Linked DNA regions of Homo sapiens: region 1 is linked to region 2. The links are chromatin contacts, found by Hi-C in ENCODE. All regions are on one chromosome and are shown on one strand. Each heading gives the region's core, a stretch centred on a gene start or an enhancer-like site at or near the end of the contact. The rest is flanking DNA. Distances are from core to core; before and after follow the strand shown. Region 1 holds the start of FGD5-AS1 (FGD5 antisense RNA 1). Region 2 holds the start of ATG7 (autophagy related 7).

The links. A loop is a pair of places that touch in the nucleus more often than their neighbours do. Pooled maps may share reads with other maps.
Region 1: a loop to region 2 is called in a map of CD8-positive, alpha-beta T cell, with 27 times the contacts of the local background. The contact joins the promoter of FGD5-AS1 here to the promoter of ATG7 in region 2. A Hi-C loop is called at or near these places in 3 of 168 maps with a recorded cell type or tissue (CD8-positive, alpha-beta T cell and breast epithelium) and 7 of 50 pooled maps.

The regions. Positions count from the first base shown.
Region 1 is chr3:14,947,021-14,949,720 of GRCh38, forward strand. It overlaps FGD5-AS1 (FGD5 antisense RNA 1), which reads right to left and starts at 1,421. Exons shown (of 2, transcript NR_046251.1): 1 at 993-1,421. NR2C2 (nuclear receptor subfamily 2 group C member 2) reads left to right here and starts at 563. Exons shown (of 14, transcript NM_001291694.2): 1 at 563-886. RefSeq lists enhancers at 1-403, 1,092-1,779, 1,226-1,425, 1,780-2,467 and silencers at 186-615, 666-735, 756-1,175, 1,566-1,625.
Region 2 is chr3:11,270,964-11,273,663 of GRCh38, forward strand. It overlaps ATG7 (autophagy related 7), which reads left to right and starts at 1,434. Exons shown (of 21, transcript NM_001349232.2): 1 at 1,434-1,467. RefSeq lists enhancers at 1,032-1,081, 1,038-1,629, 1,352-1,481, 1,630-2,219.

The DNA of each region.
Region 1 (2,700 bases), core at 171-2,670, 3.7 Mb after region 2:
TAGACCTTTAAAACCTAAATTAAAAACTATCAGTACCGAGGAAGGGCCGAAGAGCTCAATACCCACCCAATACAACCCCCACTTCCGACCTACAGACGCTCTGCTGAGCGGCTGGGAGAATCCGTCGCGCCAGTCAGGGCCCGGCTTCTTCCAACAACAGACACTTTGCGAGCCTTCCAGAAGCCTTGGCTAAGCGAGAAGGCAGGGTGGAGGCCGCCACTGCGAGGACGGTCCCCACCCAGCTGCGAGGAGCTCGCGGTTCCCCAGAGGGGCGGGCCTGCGTCCGGGTAACCGTGCGCGACGTCCACGAGTTTTTAGGACGACCAGCCCTTCAGCCTCTAGGCCCCGACGCCTGCGCCATTTAAGCCACATATCCGCCCGCCCGGCCGCGGCCAAGGCCGGCGGCAGCTACGTAGCCGCCGCCGCCCGGGGCCCCACAGCCCACGGGCCGGATGGACCGAGCGCCGGCTGCGGCGTTCCGGTGCGCGCGCGCGCCTCAGCCAATCGCGTTCTCGCCCGCCCCCCGCCGCGGCGGCGAGGCTGGCGCTGGGAAGAGGAAGAAGAACATTCGCCCTCCTCCTACCAGCGCGCGGGCGGCGGCGGCGGCGGCACCGGGGTCACGAACTCTGACCTTTCACTGACAAAAACAATAACAAACCCCCCCTTCTCCGCGACCCCGGCGGCGCCCCCGGGCCCGTCCCCGCCACCCCGCTCCCACCTCGGCGTCTCGTCTCTCGCCCGCTGCCCCGCGAGCCCGCGGCCCCCGGGCTCCCGCCATCCGCCGACACCGGGAGCCCGGGCTCCCCGCGCCCTGCCCTCCGCGCCGGGGGCCGCCCGCCGCAGACACGGGACCCGCTTCGAGGCCGCTTTGGCGCCAAATCCTGAGGTAAAATTGAAAGAGGGTCGGGCGGGCTCGGGCCGGCGGCGGAGGGGGCGGGCCTGGCGCGCGGACATGGAGGCGCCGCGGCGGCGGCTGAACCCGACCCTTTTACCTTTGCCACGGGGTGGCGGCGGCGGCGCCCGGCGCTTTGCATAGTGGGCCGGGCCGCTCCCCTCCCCTCCCCGCCCGCGGCCGGGCGAAGCGAGCGGGTTCCCCCTGACCGGCCCGGCCGGCGCAAGGGTGGGGGTGGAGGGGGAATGGCCGCGGCCCCGCCTTATAGTTGGCCCTCCGCCAGCGCCGCCATTTTGTTCTCGACGGAGATGGCTCCGGCTGGGCGGGCTCCCTTCCTCCTTATCCTCCTCCTCCTCCCGCCTGCAGTCCCTTCTTCCTTCTCTGCCGGGATTTTCACCCCTCCGCTTCTAGTCCGCCTTTGGCGGCCGTCGCAGCCCAACCGCCGTTTTTTCTGAAGGGGAGGGTAAAAGAAAAGGAGGAAGGCGGGTGCGAGGCGCGACCTCGTGAGCGACGGATGGGCTGGCTAATTGGCGCCCAGATAGGAGGGCCGGGGCCTGTGGCACCGCCCCCCTAAGCTTTGCTGATTGGCTGAGGCGGAAGAGGGTGGTCCTTATGGGGCGCGGGAGCCCTGGCGGGGCGGGAGTAGAGGCCGGGGCGAAGAGTGGGGCCGGGTCGGCGGGGGCGGGGCCGGGGGCGGGGCGCGAGGGGCGCGGCCGGGTGGAGAGGCCGGCGCCTGGTCTTGGGTCAGCAGGTGGGCTGCTTCCCTCCGCCTGGAACGCGTCTCGAATGAGTACTGAGGAACAATAGTAATAAAGGTGATGAAGCATTTCGAGTCCACGATGCGCTCTCGTGGGAAGAGGTTTTCGGAACCAGGACACTTTTCAGGGCTCCTGCTCGTTATTTCGCAGCGGCCTTGGCGAATCCCCTAATGAGGCTCAATTTTATCGACTGTAAATGGGGGGCATGCGCATTCTTGCCAGGCCGGACCTCCCTTCTGAGCATTGTTTGTGGGGCTCTACTCAGAAAATGGAGGCAACGCTACTTTGCGAGCTTCAGAGTCACTTGAAAATGGTGTTATTGTTAAAAATGGGATTACAGCCACCAGGAGAGGCAAGCGTTAAGGGTATTTGGGGTTTGAGAGAGCACAATTCGGGAGTGATTCTCTTCTCATTCGTTCGCTGAATACATGTTGACTTAGTTTTTTAGGCACTGGGGACACATCTGGAGAACCAGCTGTACAAGACCCCTGCCCTCACTAGAGTTGGGGGCTGGGGGGTGAATAGACAAATAATTCCAGAGAGTCATAAGTTCTGTGAAAGAAAAGAAGCCAAATGACCTGCTGAAGAAGACCTGAGGCGTTAATTTAGATGGAATGGTCAGGGTGGCCTCTCTGAGTAAGTGATGTTTGAACAGAGGAACCCAAGGGAGGAATGGCATTCCAGACAGGACATCCCGTGTAACGGCCCTGGAGGAAGAGCATTTGATGTGATCGAGAACTGGCTGCTTGTGGCTGGAGAGTTGGTTGGAACTAGTAATTGTCCATTATCCCACTTTGTTTCCAAGCCAAAGGCTGTGAAATATAGCAACGGTAGTGAGGAACAAATCTTCAATGTAATAAGAAAGTCGAGGAAAATACAGCCTTCATATGAATTACTGATGAATACATGACTTGGGAGGAGGGCCTCAGAAACTCACTTTACTTCCAGATTCAAATCCTTCGTCAGCCTCTTATATACATTTTCAGTTCATCAAGTATTTCCTGAGTGCTACGAATACTCCAGGCACTATGTGCTAGGCTGGGAATACAA
Region 2 (2,700 bases), core at 184-2,683:
GGTTGGCCTCAAGATAAAACATTCTCTAATCTACTATCTGATCAAGCCACCCCTTCATCCCACTTCCCATATTCGGTTGTTTCCAGCCTTGTTTACCTGCCTTTGGGGAGGGTGGGGGGTGGGGGAACCCTCTTTTTCCCTAACCATTGAAACATCTGCGGATGTTTTGGTCAGAGTGATCTCACTATTGCAATAGTCTCCCTCTGCTATTGCACGGTTCCTTCTCTCCCACCTCTCTCACTTCTTGCAGTAATCCTTTCTTTTTTTTTTTTTTTGAGACGGAGTCTCGCTCTGTCGCCCAGGCTGGAGTGCAGTGGTGGGATCTCGGCTCACTGCAAGCTCCGCCTCCCGGGTTCACGCCATTCTCCTGCCTCAGCCTCCCAAGTAGCTGGGACTACAGGCGCCCGCCACCACGCCCGGCTAATTTTTTTGTATTTTTAGTAGAGACGGGGTTTCACCGTTTTAGCCGGGATGGTCTCGATCTCCTGACCTCGTGATCCGCCCGCCTCGGCCTCCCAAAGTGCTGTGATTACAGGCGTGAGCCACCGCGCCGGGCCTGCAGTAATCCTTTCTAATAAGTATCCTTATTAGTCTGGATTTGTTTTCTTATTTGCCAGAATCAAACAAACTTCAGATTACGTTCCTGGCCCAAAAGCCCTTTAACTTTCAGCAAGCCACCTAACTTTTCTTAGATTCTGTTCTTTCATATATAACTTGGGGATATGTTTCAGGACTCTTGTGAGGATTAGAGATGTAAAACCCTGAAAACATGGTGGCTAGTTAATTAATAGCAGTCATCGCTCTTGTTGTTATGAGTCTAGAGTGGTATATCAGAGTTAATTTGTGAAAGGCCTTACAGGCCAGACAGAGAAACTTGTCATAATCACTGCTGTATCTTCAACACCTGTCCAGTGCTTTGCACGCGCAGAGTATCTAACCAAGTATTGAGAGGGAATAACTTTATCTCACTGACAGTGAGGAGCTGTGAGAATGATGGCTGGTTTAGAAAAGGCAGGTTGGTCACTGTCGACGTTCACTGGCCTTTTCCTACTAAAATTCTCATCTCCTGGCTCTCCACACCTGCCACCCTGATGGCCCCTGTGCTGCGTTTGATGCCGCCTCTCCTGGAGAATGACCATGGTGATCATTCCTGTCATCCTCTGAAATCAAAAGAGAGAACGTGGGCACTTTCTTAAAAGCCTGAAGGGAATGTAGACATTCCGACATCTGGTAAGGGAGACGCTCTCCATCGCTTCCCCCGGGGGCGTCACCGCCCCCTGATGCCCCGCCCTCCTCACGACTCAAGTTCCTCCCACTTAGCTCGGTGCTAGGGGCGCATTTCCCCGGCATGCCTCTGCTCCTTTGCGCACGCGCGCCGCTTCCCAGTGGCAAGCGCGGGCAGGACCGCGTTGCGTCATCGGGGCGCGCGCCTCAGAGAGAGCTGTGGTTGCCGGAAGTTGAGCGGCGGTAAGTGAGCCGCGGCGGGCGAGGGTGTAGTGGGGTCTTGCTGGGCCGGTTTTGGAGGCCTGGAGTCAAGGGGCGAGCTCGCCAGGGAGGGCGAGGGTCACAGCAAGTCTCAGGATCCTCCTCTGCCAGTTTCTGGGTGGTCCTTCCTCCTCCAGGGACTCACTGATTCCGGCTGGCGCCCTTCGTCTGTAGCCGCGTCCCCTCAGACTGGTTCAGTCCGGGGTCTTCTGACTTGGAAGCTCGTGCTGATTTCCTAAGTCAGCCCCTCCTGTCCTCTTGGTAGGCAGTGCTCAGAATCTTCAGTGTTGGAACACGGGAGATGGGACATTTGGATTCCCAGCCTGGCTGTGTCTGGATTTGCTGTCTCTGGCACGTTCCTTCCCCATCTAAGCTGCTTTTCCATCTGCAAAATGGGAATGATAATCCGCCATTTGTTTAAGTGAGGAGGTTAAATAAGTTTACTTTCTGAGAAAGAAGATTCTCGATTCCTTGGTTACAGGGTTAGAAACTAATGCACAATAAGAATCAATCCGGTAAGGTAAATATAGGTGTTAGAACATTTGTCAGAAATAGAGTCAAACTTCTAATTTTATAAGTACAGTACTAACGTACATGATGTTGGAGAAGTACAAGCCAAACCGTGTGTGTGTGCACGTGCGTGCAGTTTCCTGATTTTTAAACACTGGCGACTGATGCCATTTTTTAAAAATTGGCAAGTAATTCTGGCGTTTAAAAACATTGGCAACTCAGTTTTTACAAAACCCTGTTCAACTGTAACCAGTCATATCTGTGGCTGTCAGTTTGGGACCTCTGGATCCCAGACTCCCTTTTTCATTGACTACTTAGATTTTTTTCTCTGACACCTCTGCCCACTGGCCAGATTTCTTCAGTGACAGAAAGCTTTCTACTTCTGGTTGCTCCTGTTTGGTCCTCCCCCAGTTCTGACTCTTAGGTTGAGCTGAAAGCAGCTACTCGGTAATCTTAGCTCACTGTTCCTCCTTCAGGCTCTTGGAATCACCCCTGCATTTAATTGCCCTATACATCATTGAAAGCTGCTAGTTTGTCTTCCTCTTCTCACCTTTTCTTCTCTAGGCTAAGCATATTTAATGTATTTGCTCATAGTAAACTTAACAGTGACAGCAAATTTTGTCATGTTTTGTTATATCCCCAGCATATAGAGCAATGCCTAGCATATTATATATGCTCAATAAATATTTGTTGGATGAATGAATA